Linked DNA regions of Mus musculus: all the other regions are linked to region 1. A link is a loop called in an ENCODE intact Hi-C map of the cell type or tissue named here. Cell type or tissue: heart. All regions are shown on one strand. Region 1 has its middle 7.1 kb from the start of Runx1t1. Region 2 has its middle 360 kb from the start of Gm46846. Region 3 holds the start of Triqk (triple QxxK/R motif containing). Region 4 has its middle 68 kb from the start of Gm46846. Region 5 has its middle 130 kb from the start of Triqk.

The links. Hi-C counts contacts between places; a loop is a spot of excess contacts. Peaks named below come from ENCODE experiments on the same cell type or tissue, not always from the same donor. Only the 100,000 strongest peaks of a DNase experiment are listed, where the experiment ranks them.
Region 2: it touches region 1 in a loop (16-fold over the local background); 19 of 42 quality-filtered maps call a loop at or near these places.
Region 3: it touches region 1 in a loop (2.7-fold over the local background); 2 of 42 quality-filtered maps call a loop at or near these places.
Region 4: it touches region 1 in a loop (10-fold over the local background); 21 of 42 quality-filtered maps call a loop at or near these places.
Region 5: it touches region 1 in a loop (3-fold over the local background); 4 of 42 quality-filtered maps call a loop at or near these places.

What each region holds. Positions count from the first base shown.
Region 1 is chr4:13,775,216-13,780,215 of GRCm38, reverse strand. It overlaps a transcript of Runx1t1 not described here. Among named protein-coding and RNA genes, the nearest start is that of Runx1t1, 7.1 kb to the left of the region's middle. In heart, a CTCF peak has its summit at 2,167 (motif pointing right); no DNase peak of the experiment used is centred here; H3K4me3 peaks cover 180 bases; H3K27ac peaks cover 1,971 bases.
Region 2 is chr4:12,536,531-12,541,530 of GRCm38, reverse strand. No RefSeq gene overlaps it. Among named protein-coding and RNA genes, the nearest start is that of Gm46846, 360 kb to the right of the region's middle. In heart, a CTCF peak has its summit at 2,746; no DNase peak of the experiment used is centred here; H3K4me3 peaks cover 256 bases; H3K27ac peaks cover 303 bases.
Region 3 is chr4:12,904,117-12,909,116 of GRCm38, reverse strand. It overlaps Triqk (triple QxxK/R motif containing), which reads right to left and starts at 2,280. Exons shown (of 5, transcript NM_001171801.1): 1 at 2,179-2,280. In heart, a CTCF peak has its summit at 2,105; DNase peaks (open chromatin) are centred at 1,896 and 2,246; H3K4me3 peaks cover 1,288 bases; H3K27ac peaks cover 1,189 bases.
Region 4 is chr4:12,239,099-12,244,098 of GRCm38, reverse strand. No RefSeq gene overlaps it. Among named protein-coding and RNA genes, the nearest start is that of Gm46846, 68 kb to the right of the region's middle. In heart, a CTCF peak has its summit at 2,987 (motif pointing left); no DNase peak of the experiment used is centred here; H3K4me3 peaks cover 320 bases.
Region 5 is chr4:12,773,619-12,778,618 of GRCm38, reverse strand. No RefSeq gene overlaps it. Among named protein-coding and RNA genes, the nearest start is that of Triqk, 130 kb to the left of the region's middle. In heart, a CTCF peak has its summit at 2,526; no DNase peak of the experiment used is centred here; H3K27ac peaks cover 291 bases.

The DNA.
Region 1 (5,000 bases):
ATAATGTCTTCTTAATAAGCCAATCTCTGTGGCATTTTCCTCCATATATATACATACATACATACATACATACATATGCACTGACAATCATTTTGGCAGTTTTTGAAGCAATGTAGCAATGTATTTTATTTTGAATTCTGGTCAACATATGTTATCCAGTGGGTAGGGTGATGCCTATGTTTAATACCAATACTCAGGAGACAGAGTCATGTGAATCTCTGAATTTTTGAAACCAGCCTGGTCTACATAGCAAGTTTCAGGCCAGTCAGAACTGCACAGTAAGACTTTATGAATGGGAGACAAAAAGAGAGAGACAGAAACAGAGACAGAGAGGGAGACACAGAGAGAGAAACAGAAGGAAAGAGAAAGAGAAAAAAAGAAGAAAACCTCAAATATATACACACTCCGCATATGAAAGCAAATATGTCTGTTATTATGTGCACACTGTGTAGGTTTACTAGTATTTGTGCAAAATGAAATCTCAAAAATATCACTTGCTAACAGAAAATAGAACCTGTATCTGTAATTATTATTTGTTTATAATAGTGGCCATGATCTTATACTAGCACAGTATATTTATTATTGTATATCTTTTATAATTGACAACTTTTGACTCTCAGACCTAACATTTAAGAAATTCTAAAATCTGAAAACTGTTTTTAACACACATTGGTTGAACATTATTTTATGTAAATGAGACTTAAATGTACTAATGTTCTTAAAAGTAGATTTCTCTGCAGGAAAAATGGTCTAAATTCTTTCTTTTCAGCTTTTAAATAAAACAACACTTAGGTTCTTAGCCCTAGTGAGGAATCCTAGCTTTATAGACTCTTTTAGCATAAAATATCATCTTCCAATTTAAACAAATTTAAAAAAGAGATCTGTAAAAGACCCACCTGCACACCAATTTGCAAAGAAGTTACCATTTCCATCTCGTTTTCCAACCACAAAACCCACTGGGTTAAAAGAGAAGGTACCTAGCAGCTCAGCCCTATCCTGTGACACAGCTTGTAACACTATATGGAAAACCTTTGTCTCGATGTCATCACCCTCCCATCTTGACTAATGGCTAGTTAGTTTTGTTAAAATGCAAGGGTGATGGCGTATGCTCCAGTGAACTTCCCCTCCTCTCAGCACCAGAGACAAAAACCTGCAGCTCTGCTGTGTGCAGGCAGCCATCTGGACAGCTTTCCCTCAAAGCCCAGCCCACACCACACTGCAGGCAAAATCAGAGGGCTCCAGAGCTCTGTGGGGCTATTCATGACATACCAATTTCACATTTTCTGCTTGTAGGCTTGCAACAATAAATGCTAATGAGGACCATGAATGACAGTGTTAAAGACAATAAAAAGGTCTCCAAATCCCTTGCATATGGAGACACTGTTTTCAAAACTTCACCTTCTGTTACAGCGATGTAAGAATCTAAGGGATTAAAAAAATAATAATAACCTAAGGAAAGCAGTAAGCTGATCAAAGCACAACTGAATTCTTAAGATTGCCAGAGAAAGCAGTCTGTACAAGGCCAGCAAACAACAGATATTACCAACCCCATGAATGCATAAGGCACCGTTAGTCTCTACCTTTGTGTCTTGGACATGAAGCTCAATGAGAAAAAAACCTTTCTGCTAAACACTGACACACCACCACCTTTGAGCCTGAGAAGCAGTTCTGCAAAAATGATTATAATCAGCCCGATGCCTGTCATCATTCTTTGACTTAGTAGTAAACATTCAACGTATTTTTAAATCAGCGAAAATGCAAGCTGGTTCTCTTCTGATAACATCTATCCTTAAAACCAATCCAATAGTAGAGGCTTAGAGGAGTGGAACAAGTTCAAATCCAGGCTAATTTACAGAGCAAGATCGGAACCAGCTGGGGCTCCAGAATAAGTAATACTAAGTGTGGAACTGGTAATGATGGCCCTATGCAGGGGGATTTCATGTGAGGGTTACTTTCGGAATATTCCAAATTTCCGAAAACGAACATACATATGTTTGAACCACATGGATTCTATATAATATACATTTCTTTCAATGCAATGAAATTACAGAACAAAAACCATAAACATAGGAATATTTTAAACACCAACAAGACTCTTGCTATGCTCAGAGGAACTGTGTAGTGGTTAATTCTTTTCATTAACACAGACTTAAACACTTTCAGCAAAATCCACCAGGTGGAGCAAGGACACAGCAATACAAGAGCCCACATTTTTTTTTTCTGATCATATTTTTTTCCTCAGCACTTTTTAATCTCTAACAAACTCCCATCACCTTTTCTCCATATTGCAAATTCTTCAAATCTATACACATACACTAATTTGTTACATTTGTATGTAGATTCAAACTTTAAAAAGAAAAACCCACTTTTAGCTAGAATGAGTTTTATTACCAAATTCCATCCCTAACTGTGCTTTCTCTGTCCAGAGGTCCCAGTATAGCACATCTGCTACAGCACCAAGACAAAATGACTCCAGCGGCGTTCGCACCCATCCGCCCCACCACACTGCTGTATATTGGAATATAGAAAATACAGTAGCGCTTCAAATCTTTGAACCTCAGCTCAGTTCGCTTAGCAAATTCAGCACTTCAACTTACTAAGATTATTCATTTATACCTCATTAACGTTTTCAGAAAGTTTGTCAAGATTGCCTTTTATGTGAAAAGGTCCCTTTTCCACTGCTGTGGGTACACTGACAACAGAACTAGATCACTGGCCCAGCTGGCAACCTGCTCTTGGCCAGAGCAACCCCTACCCATCCTCTCCTCCGCCACACCACCTGTTCCTGTCCATTTCAGCCCAGATTAACAGAGCAAGCTCACCTGAAAACCACAACTAGCCATTTGTCTTTCAGTCTTTCTCAGTCCTCTCTTAGTGAACTCAGTGCCCTGCTGATAATAGCACTGGGCTGTTCTCACCTGCATTCTGAAAAACTATGGGGGGGTCGGGGGTGGGTCGGGTGATAAAACCTAGCAAAACTTGGGGAGCTCAGGAGGCAGGGTGGGGCTTTAGTGAAGAGTCTGTTTGTAGAGAGTGAGTTATGAACACTGACAGTGGCTAAAAGTATATTTTTATACTACTTTCTCCACGTGCATATTGATGGTGAAGAAAAACTCTGAAGGAAAGGCAGGAGGATGCTACATAAATAGACAGGAGCAAACCTGCAGAGAGGGTGCACCAGGCACAGGTGCTTAATGCCTGTGAGCAACAGACCACCAGGCCAGGTCAGTCGCCAGGTACACCAGGCTAGACCAGCTAGTTAAATGATTATACACTTGCCCATGGCGCAGTATACAAATATTCAAACACATATTATTTCCATAAATATTATATGAATACAAAGCTGCTTTTCTAATAATTCCCATGAAACTTCTCTACAAAGTCCAACATGTTTATCACTTTGGGAAAAGCAGTGTAGAGAACTCATTGCCAGGAGTGGAGTTATGTTTGTGAATTCACCAAAAGAACACTTGGGAGAGGATGCACCTAGTCCTACAGAAACTTGATGTGCCAGGGTGGGTGATACCCAAGGGGGGGGGGGGGCTTCCCCTTCTCAGAGGGAAAGTGGAAGGGGTAAAGGAAGAACTGAGGGAAGGGGGATGGGAGGAGAGCGGGATGGGCATTGAGATGTAAAGTGAATAAATAAATGAAAATACAAAATATATGCGGAAAAAAACACTCTTTTTACATGCCCACAACTCTTATTTGTACTTTATGTAGGCAAACACGTTCCAGTAAAGGACAAATGTCCTTCAGACTGCAAGACAGAAGCCTACGGAAGTAGTTGGACAAACCAAATTACTAGACATGAAGTCACACTTTCCACTGATGTTTGACGGAAAAACTAGCAGCATCCCTGCTCCCCACCCACAGGGAGGACACTTCAGTCAGCAGGACAGATAAAGAAGCTGTCAGACTTCCTCTGGGGAAGGTAGCATCTTGTTATAGCCAGGAGGTCTCCCAAATGGCTCTCTCGCCAAGCAAGTCTTAGAATACTTTCCCTATGCAACGCCCCCAAAGCTAGACATATTGCTAACCAATATTATTTCTCATCACCTCCTGCTCCATCAAAGCATGTGTGCCCCTTCCTGCTGCAAATGTTAACACTATATTCAGATTCCAAGGAAAAAAGAGGGAGACCCCATCTCGAAAATCCTATAACTTTTCTTTTAAAAACAGGATATTCTGTTTTCATGTATGAATAAATAAACCATCTCAGAACTGTTAGTTGCACACTAAATTATTATGAGTGAGTCTGACCCCATAATAGCAACACACAGGATGTGATCACACAATGCTGAAAAATGAGTTCTCAGGAAACTAAGGCCACTCTTCCATTAGCTAATGTGTTGGAGGGACAGGGATTGTTTCATAGCAAGGCCAGAGGTTCAAAATGAAAGAGCCACATGTTTAAATTCGTTGAAGAAAGAGGAAAGCCAAATCTATCTGTCAATACAGACCAGAAGGAATGAACAGGAGTCTAGGCACTGGCAGAGATCTCAGCTTCACAGCCAAACCCTCTTGCACACAATGCCTCCTGAGAGAGAGGAACCCAGGCGTGAACCAGCCAGACCCATGGGACTGGCCTTGAAGGATGTCAGAGGGCCAGGAGGCTGCAGGAGATCCTGGGGTTTCACACATTCCCAGGCTGACTGTTTTGCTCTTCAGGTAATTAAACAAGGAAGCTATGCTGCCGGGTAGAAGCCTGACCCTGAAGTCTTGGCTCCATGGTTCTGCATATCAACTTCCGTAAGAACTGCCTGGAGCATCAATAGAACAGTCTCCTCTCACTCTCTGGCATTTATTTCCTTTCTCTGTCTCTTCCAAGATCTAACCCAGAAACAATTCCTGCTGCCTACAAAAACAACCACGAATGGAGCATGGATCTGAATTTATCACACAACAGCAAAAAAAAAAGAAAAAAAGGCCCTTTGCCACTCCCAGGAATTAACCCTGCACATTTTAAAAAGAAATTACCCAAATCACAGGAATTTATTAGA
Region 2 (5,000 bases), 1.2 Mb after region 1:
AGGGTAAACAACGCACTGTTGGAACTGCTTGGTTCTAAGGTGCTGGCAGGCACAGTGGGCTCAAGAAATGGTAAGAAGACATCAGGTTCTGCATCAAGAGAAAGAAGGTGGTTGGTTCAGACTGAATAAATATTAGGAAAGGGAAAAAAATTAAGGAAGCTTGGAGCCTTTAATCCCAGCACTTGGGAGGCAGCAGCAGGCAGAATTCTGAGTTCAAGGCCAGCCTGGTCTACAGAGTGAGTTCCAGGACAGTCAGGGCTACACAGAGAAACCCTGCCTCGAAAATAAAATAAAATTTAAAAAAAAAGGAAAAAAAAACAAAGAAAGAAAGAAAGAATGCAAGCTTGGAAAGAGAAGTCAGTCTCTGCAAGTGGGACCTTTGGTTCATTGTCTTTTTTTCTTATGAATTGGATTCAAACTTCACCCAATGGGTTATCTTCTGTAATGTCATAGCCATGGTCATGTGCACATCATTAAAGACTGTATTTTCACTATAATCTTTTTTCTCTCCCTTTGTGTTTTGTGTATGTGTCTGTGCACGCATGTGTGTGTGTGCAAGCACACATGCAAGTGTGTGTGTGTGTGTGTGTGTGTGTGTGTGTGTGAGAGAGAGAGAGAGAGAGAGAGAGAGAGAGAGATCTCAGTCTAAGGAAAAGTCAGAGGCACATTTCAGATTCTTCTATTTTTCTTCACCTTACTTGGAAGCCAGAGTTTTTCTTATTAAAACTGCCTTTTGTTGTTTCCATTATACTGGCTGGCTAGCAAAATCCCACAGTCTTCCAATCTCCTTTCTCCCAGAGCTGGGGTTACAAGTGCACACTACCTTTACATGGGTCCCAGGGAGCCAAATCTATGGAGCATCTTTTAGACACCACAATACTTGTTAGCACTTTCTGTACTTCTGTTGTCACTGCCTGTGATTATTTGCTTGAATAGCCAATAGCTACCTTAACTTACCAAAGGCTTTTATGTAGACATATCCGATTATAGTCCGCTTCAGCCGAAGGGTGGAACAGTAAGCTTTGGTTTTTGTTTTTCTTTTTGTTTTTTAGAGAAACTAGGCATATTTGGCTAAATGACAATAGTTTCGAGGTGTTTCTCAAAAATATGAAATCCCTTTCTTTTCTAATCCTTTTCTTGATTTTCTCCAAAATTAAAGGCTGTCTATTTCCTACCTGTCCCCTATAGCCTGGTGCACTGTAATAGATGGGTAGCATGTATGATTAAGATTCTGACAACTTTGGTTAGCACAGTGAAGCAAAGATGTTAGAAATATTCATGTCATTCAGTGGCTATTTGGCTTTCAATGGTTAAAGGATTTGCTTTCCAATTCTAACTCAGAACCTCCCGGCACTAAAGAAGCTTGGAGTGGTTGTCCATCTTCTGCTTTGTCGAACTCAGTTGTCCTATGCAATATGATATTACAAACTATGTGTACACTAAAAGGTAATGGGCCAAAAATGCTTGATTGCTTAAAAGGGGAGTCTGCTAAATACGAAATTATTGAATTGTTATTATCCTTCACTAAGTAATATATACAACTGTGTTTTAACATTTAATACCATTACTTAACATGTGAAAGTAAATAAATAAAATGGGCTAACAGAGGCAATACCATAATATTATTTAATCTGCAGTTCAAGGTGCATTTAAAAATAATAATTTTGTAAAGAGCATTCAGAAACATTTGATCTTTAAAATGCATACTTTTGCTTATTCTAGTGTTTGTTGATTTGAAGGGTTTGAGGTCAGCCCAGTAAATATTCAGTTTGCTTGGCACAAACTGTGCAGGAATCTAATAGAAAGCAATATTGTTGAAAATGGATATCAATTGAAAACAGAGAGCAGTGTCAACTATTCCCCACTGGGAACAGACAACAATAAAACCAGTCGAGCATTACACAGCCGAGCCTGCCAAATGTCATTAGAGTAGAGAAAAAAGGAAAGGAACATGGTAGGGAAAGAGGCACTTGGCTTTATTTCTTTTTCCTCTGATTTAAAAAGATACACACACACACACACACACACACAAGAGAGAGAGAGAGAGAGAGAGAGAGAGAGAGAGAGAGAGAGAGAGAGAGAGAGAGAGAGAGGTGGGGGAGGGGGAGAAGGAGAGGGAGAGGGAGAGATTGGAGTTTTCAGAGTAAGGATAATAAAATGAGAATTGCCCAAGCCAGTCACACTGTTCCCTTAGGGCTGGCATATTTTGCTTTGCTTCCAAAAGTAATTGTCTTAAGAAAATTTTACAAATATTTGTATTTCTTCGGTTGATTAACACCCCACCCCAAAATTCTTTGGATCGTCTGCATCTCTAATCACAAAGTTCCCAGTTTTAAAGCAACACTATAATGTTCGGTACTATGATCACATTTGGAGCATTGCTTAGTTAATTGATCTGAGTACCTGGCCTTTGCAAAATCTTCATTGTTATTGCCAAGTATCAGTGGAGAGACTCCCAGAAGGAGCAGACTGCAGAAAGCCCTATGGCAAAGAGAGATACTTGCAGCAGCTCTGAAACCTGTCAAATGATGGGATGCAGTTATAGAATGGCTGGGGAAAGGGAGCACGGAAGAAACTGACTTCCCTTCCTCACCTAAATCCCGATTTGAAACCCAGTGGTGTGACCACCCCCTAAACTTCTACTGTATTTGTGGCATTTTCATTGATGACTTGTAAATTTTCAAACAAAGAAAAATTGTCTCCTACAGACAATGGTCAGGCTACTGAACAGCCAGCCAAGAGCTCCCCCTAGTGAGGTTGTATACATATTAACATGAGTTTTCAACCGCACTCCATCGTGCACATGTGAAAGAGTACAAACACACACACATACACAGCTTAGTCTTGACTCACTATTCCAAAATATTATTTATTGATATTCTTTGAGAAGAACATTTTTAAAAATCCCCCAAACTCTCCTGATTATTTTTTCTGCACTGTGCTGTTAAATCCATACCAAGGCTGTACAGCCAGAGAACTCCCTCTGAATGAAAAATTGTTGCAGTGATCAAATCATTTTGAAATAGCAATAATCACATATTGGCTCCCAATCTGCATCCTAAAGTAGATGCTATCAACGTGGAATGTCCTCAGGGGCGGCATATTACTACATAATTAGCATAATAACTTTGTTGTGTAAACAAAATAAAAGACAGACTTGAAGACAAGAAATAATATCTTACAGTGCATTGATGTCTCCAGCTTCTACAGAAAATCCTCCCATCCTTGACCAACCTGTTCTTTCTGTTACAGCAGGGCTGTGATTAAACATGTAAGGATCGGTGCCAGCAGCTCTCTGTGTCAGTGGATCTCATGTGTGAGCACACACGTGTCCATGTATTTTATTGCAGAGAGATGTACAGAACGCTCAACCTCTCCATATTTAACAGAACTAATTTGCGATAATATCTAGTATAGCATCTCCCTAATCAACCCTAATTCTCTCAAATACATTTTGGCTTTCTCCAAAAAGATATTTTATTGGTTTTTATGATCCTTAATAGGACTCAAAAGGGAGAGTAGGGATTATTTAGGGAGAAGGAAGTGGCAAGTGTAGAAATCAGATGCAGAGATGAAAGGGATTTAATGGCTTTCTTAAAATTCTTTGAGAGTCATATCAACATTTTTAGTAAAATACAAATGACTGTGGTTTTATAATTAACAGCTGCTTATGTTAAGTACTGAGTGTCCCCTTGCTCCTGCTAATATTTTTTTTTTCTTAAACCACAAATCCACACGACCAGAGGTAATAGCTGTAAGATGTTGCAGGCACCTTAGAATTTGGTTTTTGTGCTGCTACACAATCACACATGATCCTGGAAGCTGGCAGACAGGAAAATGGCTCAGACAGGAGATGGTCAAAACATGTTGTTCATATTACTGCAATGCTTTCAGCAGAAAGCATATGCATATAAACTCTGAGTTCACTGGGACCCCTTTTTTATGAATGCTATTGCTTTCTTCCCTTGGGGGCTGGTGACAATGTCAGCCTCTGCAATGCTTTGGAGGGACAACCTGCAATGGAAATACACACAATACAATGTGATGTATCTTACAATATTTCATAAAGTACATGTTTTACAAATTCGTTTAATGTACCCGAATATTTGTCTTTTCCAGGCTTGTAAACTTCTATAAGACAACAGCGATGACAAAAAGACAGGTAAGGGCAGGGGAGAGAGTGGGGCCGAGGTACTTCATACAGGGAGAGGTGGGGCTATAATTTACTGCCATCGGCCACTCTGTTAGGGCTTAGACTTCACGTTGGTAAAACTCACACCTGTGTTGGGCTTATTCTCATGCAGGTTGTGAGCGCATGATTCAGCCTGCAGAAACTGGCTTTCCTTCCTTACAAAAAGGAAAATTATAATGCTCAACACCTCCCTGAATCAAAATGAAGCAACCATAGAAAGAACTGAATTTAGACCTATTATGTTAATTAAAATTCTGTCAGCATCTCTGAAAGTGTAATTTGGCCCAATGTGTTAAAAAAACAACAACAACAACAACAAAACATCATGAAAATTAGCTAATGAATATTGTGCAGTCACTTTCCTAACATAAAATAACTCAACCATTTAAATTGCACGGATTCCAAAATGGCCTAATTTACAATACATTTTTTTCTGGTTTGTTGTAGGAGAGCTTAACCTAATAGCGTGGTGAGATTGCATCCTTTTTAAGTCCTAATTCTTTATAAATTAACAAGAGACTGAATATTCATACGAGTTTGGCTACTACATGCCTACATATTAAACTCTGATGATCTTGACTGATGCTCAACAGCATCAATCAGAGTTTGGTCCTCCCATCACCTCACATGCGGTTCAGAATGGGCAGTCTCAGGCTCTTGTTGACAATTACATCTGATGCTGGGATCACACATTGTCCTTGGATTTCCTTCACTACACTATGACCAAAATCTCCCCTTGCCTAGGACCTTATAGGACGGTTGTGAGCATTAGCATTAGTAGGTGCATAAAGTACTTACCTGAAAGTGC
Region 3 (5,000 bases), 870 kb after region 1:
AGAGGTAACCAGCCATGTAACAGACATAGAATAGTATCAACAGGATAATTGAGTTAAGAGGTAGTTGGCTAGTTTAAACAACTCTTAAGAGCTTAAGGCCTAGACATCTAGTATTAAATAATAAGCCTCCGAGTCATTATTCAGGAACTGGGGCATTGCTGGAACAGACAGAGCGTTACAGCTACCAGAAACTGAAAGCAACCAGGATATTTTATGTACATTAAAACGTGAGCTGTAAGAAAGAGTCAGGTAATGATTTTACAGTTGCATGAACTTACCATAATAAGACTCTGTTTGTTAATTTGTCCAAAATGAGGACTGATGCAGAAGAAATTTTACACATTTAACATTTATCTCAAAGTACAATTTAACACTGTCCTATAGCACTACGTTTTCTTCTCCTGAATGTTCTTTCATAGACATGATCAAGGGCTTACATTGAAACAAAGTAACAAGTTATTCAACATTCGATGTTTCTGTTGATTGTTAGTAAAAATGAGATAAATTGTGATGACCTTATTTGGATAGTGAAATGGGGTTAAAGGCTATTTGAAAGAAAGAGTTAAAAAAATAAACTAAAAAACAAAACAAAAACTCTGCTCCAAGTTTTCCTTAGTGAGACATGGGGGAAAGTAATTATTGTGTCCTAAATTAAAGGAAAATGGTGGTCTCGATAAAGCTTCCACTTCCTATTTAAATGCTGCCCAATCTACAGGATTACTCAAAGCTTTCTCTGGCATCTCAAAATGGTGACATCAAAAACTGGACATTATTAGATTTAACACGAACATTTCCTAATATCTCCAAGAGCCCCTACAAAACCACAACCCCTTCTCTGTGTATTCTTGGGTGGTGGGGGACTAATACTAAGGGCAGATAAACTATGCAAGGCCCTTTGTGTGCTACCTAAGCAGTAACAATGAATTAATCGAGGAAAGATGGATGGACATAATCCTCACCACTCTACTAGCCAAAGAAATGAGGAAAGTCAAGAACATTTAAAAATACCCTAAGATAAGAACAAACGGACATTATAACCAATAACATCTTGGATTACTGCAGATCACTATTGTAATTATACTTTTAAATCAATCCTGCTAGGATAGATACTAGATTGAGAACTTTATAGATGAGATGATTGAAGGTTCTCAACTAAGGGAAACGAAGGGGCTTCCTTACTGAGGGCCACTGTTAACAGCAGGCCAAGAGAAACTCTCTTCCTGAGGATTTACACTGGAACCCTGGCATGGAAAATTAAAGCCAGCTCCCTTCTTGTCTGTGTTTTCCTATAGAATGTTTGTTCTTCTGAATCATGTGGGGCCAAAAGATATGAGGGAAGAAGATGTTTGCAGTATTTATCTGTGTTATCTTGTAGTTGATCATTAAATATGGACTCAATAGTAAGTGCTTAGAAGTTTAACATACTTCACAATAGACTGCAAGGAAAATCACATATGAAAGTCCTTGCTGTAATGAGTTGCAACTTCCAGAGGAAGTTCATTACATTAGGTTAAGTGAAAGACAGCATATCACAGAGCATATCCACATACAACATCGTTTGGGTTCGGGGATTCACTAAACATCAGAAAAAGTAACCCCACTTCACCACTACCACTAACCAATAAAGCAACTCTACAAATATTTTGGCTTACAAGACTGTTCCCATAAAAGGGAAACAGGAAAGAGTAAATCGGAGTTAAAACACAGGAGGCGGCGGCGGCCTAAGCAGGATTAGTAGAAACTAGAGTCACCTGTAACTACAAGGAGGCCTCTCAAATTAGTGGACAGCACAGCAAGCTAATTAATCCCCAGCCTAGGGTAAACCTGGGGAAGTGGGTGGGACTGAGAGTTTCTGCAAGGTCCTGGAGCACTAGGACACGCTGGCAGGGCGCACCCGCGTTGCTCGGCAACCCAGGCGGCCACGCCCACCCCAGTCTGGCCATTCTCTCTGGGCCGGAGAAGCCAAAACAGTCGAAAAGGAGGTCTCCCTGCTGGGCTCGGAGCCCAGATCCCCTGGAGGAGCCTCCGGATGCTCAGGCCCAGCGCCTGGGGCTGTTCCCCAGGCCAGATCTACAGTCTCCACGGGGCTGGGAGACGCTGGGAAAGCGCGTTTCCAGCCCTGGGCCCGCATCAAGAGAACTGTGACCCCGAACCCCCAAGCCCTCGCCGGAAACACACCTCAGCATTGCCCAGCGAGGGCGGCCCAACTGCGGGTCCGGCCGGGTGGGCAGCTGTCCACGCTGCTGTCACTCAGAGGCAGGGGCGGGACGAAGAGCCGCACACCCCTACTCCAGGAGGGCCAGACGAGGAGGGGCGGGGCCAGCCTTCAGTCTACACTCTGATTGGCTAGGCCTTCCCTGCGAGCCTCCAGGACTGTGTGTGCTCTTAGGTCCATCATTTCTACACCTTAGAGCTTCAGTACTTCCTAGGATGCAGACATTAACAGAAAGGAGCCTGACTTCTTTTCACAAACATAAAACGAAAACCAAAAGTTATTTTAATGAGTGACCACTTCCACCTTTTACACACAAACACCTAAATCTAGTCATATCCTTAGGAAAACATTCCAACAGTGAAACACATTCAAAGAGATTCAAGGAGCAGGACTTAGGGTAGGATAAGATACTTTTATTTTAATTTTTAACTTTTAACAAGAGAGTCAATTTAGGGAAAGCAATTGCTGAAAGGTGACAAACGACTGTGATTGCAGGCCTGTTTCGGGAACTTAGTTTTCGCATCTGTAAAACAGGAGCAGACAATATTGAGTTATTTAACATTTGGAATGGTTTTGATCACCGACTGCTCTCTAAATTATGCTTTTACAATCCCGACAAAACCTCCTGGGAAGTAGTATTATTATCCATAGTCTGCTTCCAGACTAGAAGCAGGTGAGTTTATTTAATAAATGAACAAGCCACTGAACAAAGAGTGATTCTCTTTATACTGACATAAACTAAATTTAAAACCCAGACAGTAGGAGTCAGAGGGGATGGAGGACTGCGGGAGAACATGGCCCACCAAATCAGTTAAGCGGGCCTCACATAGGTTCACAGTTAGTCTGTGTGGAGCGCATAGGGCCTGCGGCATGGGTCCATGCCAGGTCCCCTGCATTTGTTATGACTTGCTGTGTTCTCCTGAGACTCCACACAGTGGGAGCCAGCATGTCTCTCATTCTTTTGCCTGCTTTTAAAACTATTTTCCTCCTATTGGGTTTTTTTGTCCAACTTCAAATTAAGAGATTTCACCTTGTGTTACTGTATACTGTTTTTTCCAGTTTGGCTGTTGTCTCTCGGAGGCCTGCTCTTTTCTGAAGAAGAAATGGAGGAAGAGATCTAAGGAAGGAAGGGGAAGCTGTGGTTGAGATGTACTACATGACAGAAATTAAAAAATAAAATATTAAAATAATAATAATAATATCCCTTCAAGTGTTACAAAAGTTTGTAAAAGGCAAAACATCATACAAAAAGAATGTAGGCACATATAAATAGATATCTCTGAAGTCTCCCATGATATCTTATTGAGAAATGAAACCCAAAATGTGATTTTATTTTCTGTACTGCTAGATCATTTTCTGGTATTCAGGATCTTTAAAATGAAACAAAGATAGAATTCAATGACATTAAATAAATGTTCTTAATGAGGATTGTATATGTGTGTTGCTTGGAGGAGAGAGGAAATAGTGAAGTCCCAACATATATGCTTCCTTGTTCAAATAAAATGGACACCATGTTGTGACAAAATTTTTGGAATAGAAGGAATATATTTTGTGGCAAATGATTTTATTTTCTAATCTTGCTGAATTTCCAAATTCTTCTTAAAGCTTGAACTATGAATAACTCCACCCCAAAGATTTCTTGATTGTGTGTGACCTATGCTCCCATTTAAGTTTCTTTAATCTTTTAAAAATGTTTTATTCTGAAAGAGTTATGATTGTGTAGTAATAAGTATATTGTATAAATAAATACTGTTAGCTTTAAATAAATGTGGAGAATAGATGTGAGTCGTTTTTCAAATGCATATTCACATAGAGAAAATGCCCTTGTTTGAATTTCTCACATGCATAAAATATACATTTAAGTAAATGTATTGTAGGCATGTAAATGTGTTATCTTTGAAATAAACACAGCTGTATGCTCCACATATGTATAGCTGCAGATGTTTGAGGCATTTATTCTGATTGCTGGAACTCTGCACCTTTCTATTTTGTCACACATCCAGTAGAAAACACTGTGCTCTATAAGCAAAGAACAGCCAATAATGAGAATCTGCCGCTGAATTTCTTACTGTGAATATCCTTAGGAGATGAGCTTGCTTAGGTTACATTATTGCATAAGCATTTACTGCTATATGAAGTGGCACTGGCCACTTTAGAGTATATAATAACTACTACAAAGTAGCCTTACAAAGTAGCTTTTAAAATAATTATGCTAAAAATATTGTCTCCAACTAACTTAATACTTCCTACATTTTGACTAGAAGAGTTTGTACCTGTTTATCTAGACCTCCATTACTTATTTTGTATATTATATTTCTGCTCCAACCCTTGTAATTCCTGCATAGATACAAGGTATGTGTATATATATATATATATATATATATATATATATATATATATGTGTGTGTGTGTGTGTGTGTGTGTGTGTGTGTGTGTATACACAAGGTGTGCATATGTAAGGTATGCATATATATATATATATATATATATATATATATATATGTATATATATATATATGCCACCAACATCCAAACTGCCAAATAAATAACATTTTAGAGACAGGCAATATATACATTGAAAGGCACTGCTCATGTTCTCAGCATGTAGAAAACCAAGGCAGAAGAAACCCTGAAATTTCTAGGTGAGCGTCTTAGTTAATGTTTTATTGCTCTGAAATGACACTGGGACTAAGGCAACTCTTATAAAGGAAGGTATTTAATTGGGATTGGCCTATAGTTCAGAGGTTTAGTCTGTTATTATCATGGCTGGGAACATGGCAACATG
Region 4 (5,000 bases), 1.5 Mb after region 1:
AGCTCAGGCTCCTACACTCGGGAACACTTTTCTGACTTTCCACCTACACAGATCTCACTTGGGCATGTTTATGCACATAGTACATTTGTCATATTTGTTGCCCTAGTCCGTCCTCCTCTGCCTGCCTTCCATCATACGCTGGCTCCTTACTCACATAGCATAGCCACCCTTCTATGCTTATATCATCCATTCATAGACAGTCAGACAGACACAGATGGATGGATGGACAGATGATGGACAGGCAGATGATGATGGATGGAGAAAGAGAGAGAGAGAGAGAGAAAGAGAGAGAGAGAGAGAGAGAGAGAGGTTTTTCCATGGAAAAAACATAGCATTTATTTTAGTGATAGAAAAGAAAACATGTTAGAAGAGGAATTTAGTATCTATAGCTTAAAAATAGAAAGGACAGAGTTCGAATGACCACTTTTATGGAAAACACAGAGATGAAGAGATTTTAGAGAAAGGGTGATAGTATATGTCTGGAAGGTTGGGAATGGAGACAGAGCATCTGAGCCAAGCCACTCTGTCTAAGAATGATTGCTTATGAGCAGCATGGAGAAGGAGGAGCAGAAGAAGTGGAAAACATTATGTAAAACACTGCATTTCTCTGCCTTGTTCCTTGGTAGAAAAAAAAAAAAAAAAAAACAGAATCTGGCTCCAAGGAATTGTTCTGAGTTCTTCCTTATGGAGGTCTGAGTTACAAAACAGTTGAAGCATGGATTAGCAAGAGTCACGATGTCTTGGACATACAGAGCAACAGCCGTGTGTGCTTGTTGGGGCAATGTTCAAGGCATGCAGTACTGTACTGGTTCTGCAGGAAGACTTGCTGCAAAGCCTTCCTTCTACAAAATTAATAATTTGGTAGTGTGTTTGTGATGCTCCTTCTAACGTGCTGCAGGATACTGTAGCTGCTGCTTTGTGTATTCTGGCTCATGAACACGATTTCTCACTACAGTAAGTTTGAAGTCTATGGTTGTTGCCTGACAGCAAAATACAGTGTTAGGATAAAATACATAAATTAGTGTTGTCATTTTGAAGTTTGAACCTTATTCAGAATAAAAAGAACTTGAACAACCTCATACTTACAGGTGTTTGAGGTGTAGGCCTCTATTTTACCTCCGATGAACAGCCTCTGCCAGGCGTGAAAGATCTGCAACGGTTCATTCCCAAATGAAGCAATAAATCTGGGATTGACAGCTCCGCAGATCCATCACCAGGTCAGAGGGATCTGTGCTCTGGCGCCGTGACATTCAGGTAATTGGAGAATGAGATGGAGACATGGACTGACTCCCTGCTGTGAATGCCACCAGAGGTTATACCTTCTTCAAGACCACCAGGTCAGAAACTGTATCAGCAACCATTAAGTGTTTTTAATTCTAATTACTCATTAAAATTTAACTTAACTCATATGTCAAATACATGTAGGTTATTCTCTTTAAAAACAGCACCAAGAATTAGCTGATTGTTTTTCAAATAGAAGACTTTTCTTAGAAAAGCTTGTATGATTCATGATTTCGAGGTAAATTATGAATTTAGAAACCATAAATGAAGCTCTCTTTGTGCCAAATTATACCTTTAGGGGGTTGGCTTTAAATAACATTTGGTCAAATACCATCCTTGTTCCATTCTACAAAAGAGAGCTTGTATTTTAAAATCTACATTTAGTGAAATAAATGCAATTGTATTTGGAAAACATAAGTCACTGGAGCCGCAAAAACAATCTGTATTTATGAGTGATAATTTTTCTTCAAATTCTCCATAATTTGTTTTCATGAAAATTCTTAAAAACACTTCCCAAGAAGGGCATCATTGAAAATTTTTGTTTATGTGTATGTAATACTGTATGTGTGCATGGTGTGTTTGTGTCTATAAGTGTGTATGCACATGTGGGTATGAATGTGAGTGTGAAAGTCAGAAGTTAATGTCAGATGTTTTCCTCAGTCATTCCCGTGGTGGGGGGAGGACATGTGCTATGGCACGTGTGTGAGGTCAAAGAACATAGTGAAGTTGTTCTCTCTTTCCACCTTTACATGGGAACCTGGAAAACAAACTTAGACTGTCAAGTGTGCGTGGCAAGTGCTTCACCCACTGAACCATCTTGCTGCCTTTTCACCTTAATTTTTGAAACAAATCTCTCACTGGACTTGAAGCTTATCTGTCTGACTAGACTGTCAGGCCAGAGAGCCCGAGCTACCCTCCAGTGTCTGCCTCCCAAGTGGAGATCACAGATGCACACCTCAGCACTTACCACCTCTTCGTGGGATCTGGGAATCAAACCTACCTTCCTGCCATACCTGCTGGTACGGCAAGCACTTGATTGACTGAGCCATCTCCACATCCCCTGCCTCTGACATTTTTACATAAGGCAGGCAAACATTTCTGATGGCAATACGTTCTGTTTGTTATGGAAATGTGTATGTCTGCTGTATAATGGTCCCTTTGGGTTATTGGGACAGTATTAGAGAGTACGGCAAACTGTCTCCAGAAAGCCAATTCTTAGCTCACTTTTTTAAGATTAAAGGATATCTTCTGGCTTAAAGGGAAATTGAGATACTTAAAGGCATAAAAATCAAATGGGTTATACAATTTTAAAAGTTTCTTTGAAAAAAACTACCAAAGTTTAGCTACAAGATATTTGTCATTTATGCATTTTCTTTACAATCCCTTTCCAGAAGGCAGCATCTTTCTCGATGCCTCACAGAGGATGGCATAATTTAAGGAAAATCTTTAAGACAGGGAAATAGCTTTCCCAGCCAATGGCATCAAAATCAGAAAGAGAAAAAGAAAAAAAAGAAGAAGCCTCTGCAACAGAACTACCCAAACTGGGGAAGCTCTGTTTGGGTATTTTACATAAGTCTGTGAAATTGCTGCCTATAACATGTGATTACAAACAAATAAAAAGCAAACGCACCTAAGTCGGAGGTGGTTCAGCACGAGACCGCGCAGGAAGAGTCTTTTGACAGAAAGCCAGCGCCATCTACTGTCTGGCGATGAAATAGCAATGGAAACCGTTCTTTGCCCCGTGCCCTGGGAAGACCTGAGTTGTGCAGCTGAGGCTGGGAACAGGATCCTTACCCCAATACTCTGCAGAAAGGGAAAAGAGAAAAAGAAAGGCAGGATGCTTGGCAGCCTGGCGCCACCAACAACGGCCATTGTTTCCCTGAACACTGAGGTCGCCCAAAGGAAAAATTTCTCCGGTTAACTTTCTAAGAACTTCATGTTTTCCTCAGGTTTTCTAGCTCGCCTGCTAAAGATGTAGAAGCACCACTTCCACCCTGTACCCAACTTTTCGCCAACATTGGTGACTTAGTATTTATTCCTTCATAAGTCGTGAGTTTCTGGTGTAGAGAAGATAAAATGACTACACTGACTCTTTTAAGTCTCATCGGCTTATCTTTAAGAGAAGAGGAAGGTGACATTAGGAACATTTGGGTGACCAAATTGTTTCTATTTTTCCTCAGGGAATGTTCCCTCAGGAATGAATTTGCCCACACACTTCCAAAGGTTCCCCCTCCCTAGTCCACTTTTATTTGGTTTTGATGTATTTAAAAGTTTCAGAAATTTTAATAAAATTGTATGGTTTCATTTGGGAAGATATTTTAAGGGGAATCAGACTTTAATATAAATACACAGCTAAAAGAGGAAATCAAACCAACAACTCTCTCTATGCCACTCTCTTCAATGTTACTTGTTTCCAAATCAAAACAAAACAAAACCTAAATTCATCATGAACATGTTCTCTGGTCCTTTTAGTTTTAGCACAATATAAAAATGAAACACCTGATGCTTTGTCTTAATTCTTTGAGTATCTGTTAACTTCCTTGTCTTATCTTTGTTCTTCACTTGGAGGAAATTTTTCAAAGTTCAGTAAATAGTCGGGGTTTTTTTTGGAAAGCAAATAGCTTAAGGTGAACTGGGTGCTTGCTTTTACGAAAGACTATCTGAATATTAATTTCTGTTGATTAACGTACAGAGATTGATTTTCTCCTGCCCTTCCTAAGTTTGTAGTGCCCCTGCATGTCAGCTACCATACAAACCAGCAGCCAACAGCATCTCTGACTGTGCTATCTCCAAAGACTCCCTTCCATGTTCCTGTTTGGTTTTTTAACAATTTACATTAACACACACACACACAAATCCTGAAGAGCAATTTCAAATGCCATAATATCATCAAATTGTTATTTTAATCCCTTTGTAAATGAAAAGGCCAGGGTGTGTTTCCAAATCCATCCTAGGTTTTGAAGTGAGCAAATCTTACCTGAGCTCTGCCTTGGGAGACACAAGGATTAAAGTAGCCTCCCTGTTATTTTCTGTGGTCTGTACCTGGGCTTGCAGTAAGGAGCCACTTTCTGTCAGGACCTTTGTTCCTTGTTTACTTCCGCTCCAGCAAGGCTGCATGCAGACCCTCTCCATTGCCAGTCTTTGCTTGGTAGCTGATTAACTCAATCTCTGTTTCCTGTTGATCAAACAAAATGACTGTCACTCACACTCGGGCTCAGCTCTACTGCCACTACTACCCTAGGCACCTCTCCTGCATCCCACATCCCCAAGCCAGTGCTTTGGTATCTGGTTCACTTCTCTTAGAAATACCTTCTCTCCAGTTCTTGAGACCCCTCCTAGTCCTGCGATCACAGCATCTTCTCTATTGCAATATCTGCCTCCCCTCTTATATAACCCTTTCAAATAAAGACTCGCCTTACAAGGAAGTCCAGGTTCCTCTTTTATTTAACAAAACCCATAACTCTGTTTAAAGCTGGAGAGATTTGATTGATAATCAATAATCAGAATTATCAAATAGTCTTGTTGCCCTAGAAGCAAAGCTCTGCCCTTTTATAAGAGTATTTGTGTTGCTCGTAGGTTCTCTCCTTCACTTGAAAACAAAATGAAAAACTTTGCAAAAGTAACACTTCCCAGAAAATACTTATACTCAAGCATATTGAAACTCATATTACTTTGTATTTTCATAAATTCTACCATAAGACCCGACATTTTCCCAATTT
Region 5 (5,000 bases), 1.0 Mb after region 1:
AGAAAGCTTGAACTTTTTCAAAAATAATGAATATCAAGATTCCCTAATACACAGGTATAATCTAAATTTAAAAATGAAGTACATTATAGGACTATTTCCCAGTAAAATTGTTCTACCTCCATTAACAATTCATGGGGATGGTACACTTTCTAAATTTAGTTTGAGAACTACTTTAAGAGGAAAGTCCCTTGTGGCTTTTTCTCTAGAGAACAAAGTCCCGTTGTGGTTTGCATACTCTGCATAAGTGTAGGTGAAGTCTCTTTAGTTGAGGTAGTTGCTATTTCAACTCTGTAGACTTGTCATTGTGTTCAGGAAATGGCTAATTATGCTTTTAGAGTTAAAGAACATTTTTAAATTCTACTAATTCAAAGTTTCACGTGTGTTTCACTGGATTATGAAGTTAGATGCCAGAGTCACTATGAAACCTGTCAAATAAGAGGCTCACATCTTTTCAGTTTTTGTTTTATAATAAAGTTATATAACCAATTACCTTATTTTTTGATTGGGAAAGAATGTAAGAATTTTATCCTTTGTGGATCAAGTGCCTTATCTGTTTCCAACTGGTAAAATGGGCAAGAGTAACAAAATAAAAATAGACATCAGAAAATGACATTATGACTATTTTTATCTATTTGCATAGCAGCATACTTATATCTAGGATATTAGTATATACATGTATGTAGTAATACAAAATCCCCTATCTTTCTAAATATTAACACTTCCAAATTTTAAAATTGTATTTCCAGTGTATAATAAGGAATTTAGACTAACTGTACCCTGGAGTAATCAAGACATGCGCCACTTTTAACACTGACACAATACTTGAAAAGCTATATGAACTAGCTAGAATCTGATGTATAAATACCAACAGGAAGGGCCTGTTAAGAATCTGTACTTCTCAGAGAGAATGTGTACAAGGAACTCAAAGAAACTCATTTACAGAGGGAAGCCTGCTGATTATATGGGAAGACCAGGGGCCCAGGGAACCAAAAAGCCATGTAATTATTATTGTTAAAGAAGTTCTAAGTTTGCTGCATTCTGGTGTGACCTCAGGAATGGTAAGTTGAATAATATAGAATTAAATTCCCTTCATCTTTGAGAATAGATGAATTGTAAAATGTAATATTTGTATTTGAAGTCATATGGTATACTTTATATCTGACTTATTTCTGTCAAACACTGGAATCACCAGTAGCCCCTGAATCGGATACAAATACCAGTGAATGCCATTTTGCAACCAAGGACTATAATCCCAGCATCCAGCATCCTCCCGTACAATCTTTCTATCATGGTTTTCCATACTTAACAAAAAGTAATTGCTAAGCTTCTTATAAAATATGCCTAATTTAAATTCTAGCTTATACAAATAGCTGTGTGTTAGATATTTTAGGAAAAGAAATCCTGGTAACGAGAAGGGGCATCATAAAATGGTTATAAATGGAGGCATAAACCTTTGACAAACTACGTTCATGCTTTGAAGTAAGCGATGACTGACTTCCATGGTCTATTTATGTTCCTAAGTCCTACATGGTATTCTACACAGCACATTGAATTCTTCTACAACCACCATTTTCTTTATGGCTCTCCATAGAGACCAAAGAGACACACAGATAGAAAGAGACCCACAGTATCAACTTTATTGGAAGTAAAGAGGGCAGAGTTAATTTCTTACATCATCTTAAGAACCCAAAGTGTTGTTTATCACAGACTTCTGGATCGAGGTTCTGGCATGTGGTATGTCTTGTTCTTGGTATTTTGGTCTGGTAGGCTGCCTTCTCATAGATGTACCTTTACATCTTTTGGCTTAACCTAAGTCACAGTAGATAATAGTGAGTGATAATCAGAGTTACCATGGAAGCTCTTTAATCTGGTGATGGGTGAACTTGGGGTGGTTGAGAAGGTATGGGTGAATAAGGAGGGGAGGGAAGTAGATACTACAAAACGGAATTCCATAGCCTGAAATTATGGGAGCTTTACACTGCAGACCCACGTAATATCAAATAAAAGATGTTCAGCTTTCAGAGATGCTGGACTCACAGGAGCCTAAGTGAGAGGACTCTGCTCTGTATGGGCAGAAGGCGATGGTCCAATCACTGCAAATGAGTAAGTGAAAACACACAAACATCTGTGGTGGTCCTTCCACCTTCTATGTTGTTTCCTAGCAGGACAGGGCTCGCACAGGTCAGACTTTGTAGAGTGGAAACAGAGGACAAGGAATGTTAAAGCTAGGCAGAGGAGGGGCAGAGGGTAGAACATCTGGGGGCCATCCACAGTGCTGCAGCAGATTTATTCCTTGCCAAGCCTGCTGTTGTATCATTTACCCCTTCTAGAAAATGGAGATGAAGTACTCCCTTATTATACCTTGCCAGGGGAAGCTCCACACATTAATGTAAAATATTTTGAAAATGTCACATAAAATCTATTATACAAAGGCAAGATGTTACCAATGATTTTTCGTTAGCAGTATGTACCAGAGGGGAATTGATTTGAACAGAAAGGGAACTGTAGTTTCTAGCCCCCCTTGCTGGACAACCAATGTAAAAACATCAATTTCTCTGTCTTCCAGCTGCACAGCAGATGTTTGTGGGAAAGAAGGTTGGGGCAGTACAACTGGTCTACTCAGACATCAGAATCTCTTTACAACTCCCTTCAAGAGACCTCTATGAGGCTCCATTTCAGCTGGGTTATTGAGATGGAAGGCTTCACAATTTCCCTTCTAAGTAGAGAAAAAAGAGATGATAAAGTTCACTGAAATACAATATCTTCTGTATCCCCCCCCCAAGTGTGGCATGTCATTTTTATAGCTTGCCTATGAAATTTTATCACATTCTGGAAAGCCACCTCTACTGGAGTGGCAGCTTCAATATATAAGAGAGACAGGGTTGGAAGGCAGTCACACTAACCCAAAACAGCAAGGCACATTTATGCCAACAGATTGCAATTACTGCAATGGAAATGTATGGCTGGGACTTAGGGCTTTAATACCACATGTGACCTTAAGAGAAGTAACATCCGATCTCTGATAATGACGCAGACACACTGGGAAGAGAGACTAATGTGGAATGCTTCCAGTGGGAACTATCCTCTCCTCTCTGCTACCTTCTTGCTTGTCTAAAAGAGGTTAGTGAACCGAACCTTTGAAGGACATTTTGAAGGCAGCAGATGCAGCTTGAATGTTGGTCTGTTGTTTTTTAATGGACTTGTCAGCCGCCATTCTCATTTGCAATAGAATTCCTTGTCTCCCTCACCCTTTCTCAAGTTTGTGTTTTCCCAGTGCTGTGCCAATGCTGAATAATTTACAAGGGCAAAAAAAGAAAACTGTCACTATCAGAGTCCCCAGGCTCTCCACTCACTCATCTGTCACATGGTCAAATGTCACTGGTGCCATTATTTGTGCGGGGTGAGATTAACGCCAAGTAGCTGCTTGCCCCCTTCCTTTATCTATTGTTAATGGTACTGAACTCCAATGTATTTTTCTTTAAAGAGCTGGTTGCCATTTCTGCAACAAATGTCCCACCTAAGGAAGTCCACATAACTGACCTCCGCCTTCCATCTCACCCTTTCATCTGGCTTCATCTGTTTCTTCTTATCTGGCATTTCCACCCACAGCATAAAAATACAAATCTAGTTAGAACTGTATTCAGAAGAAATGCCAGCATTCAAAGTAATCCCAGCCACGTTGACTCTGTTCCTTATTAGGAAAGGGGGTGGGGGGGGCCATCCTGGTTGTAATAATAAAGAGTCACAGTGAATCACAGAAGGAGCCAACAAAGGATCGCTGGCACACAGATGGCACTTCACAGAAGGGAAATCAGAGGCGCAGCTCTCAGAGGAATTACGGAAGTACAGAAAATGGAAGAAGCAACTTTTTCCCTTATCAAGAGGGTAAAATTCCAATATCAGTTACATAAAAAATATAGACGGGGAAAAGGCAAATATAACAAGTATTTAATTTGAGTGTAACTAAGAAAATAGATGCCGTCTAATCAGTTGCTGACATCAATCCATGAAAATATAGGGCTACTTTCTATACAGGAAGTATACTTTCCATACAGTCAGTCCCATGGCTGACTAAAGGCAAGGGCTCTGCAGAGAATCCATACTCCTACATTTCTATGCTTCAGTGTGAAGCATGAGCGTGCAGACATAGATGTGCTGACCAGTGTCTGTCCGTATTTGGTAAGTGCTTTAGCTGCCCTTATAAGTCTTAGCCCCTGTGAAGTTTGCTCCTGCTGTAGCTTCATTTTACAAGTGTAGAATGAAGGTGCAATATGTTAAGCAGATTGTCCAAGTAAGTGTGTGGTAGGGAGGGGAAGAGAGGGGATGGCAATAGTATACCCCGTAGGGCTAGAACACAATAGATCAAAAAGCTTCCAGTCAAAAATGTATACTCACACAATCCTAGAGAATGGAGAAAAGACTGATACATGTTATTGTACTCTTGTGAGGGTGGGTCAGGTTAACAGCCTCGCCAAGATCCTACCATTTCTTTCTGCCTCTTCTCGTTTGAGTGCCAATTGACTGAATTAAATGCTTAAGAATTAACTTGCTCCTGGCCTGTTGAGTGAGCTAATTTGAAGTGACTAGAATTTATTTGCTTCCTGCTCTTGTTCATGACATATGATCAGATTGTGGCTCTGGTTAATTAACAGGTAAGCTAGAGGCACAGGTTAGCCTGTCCTGTGTTGTGTTCTCATCCTTCAGTGTTTCTTTGTGTTTGCTTTGGGGGAAGCCCTGATATCTTATCTCCTGTGATACTTTAGAAGGGCAGATGAAACACAGCGGCTCTGATTTCATTAGCTGCCTTAGAAGGGCAGCGAGGGATTGAGATCTGTAATCTTATTCAGTGCTAGCAGATAAGTGCTCTCAGAGCTACAAAAGCAAAACCCCCAAGGAACCTGCAATAAAGACACTTGGGTCATCTTCTGGAGAGACCTAAACGGAAATTCACAGGCTGTTTTTGTGAACACTTAAAATGACCCGCAGAATCCAACCTGACC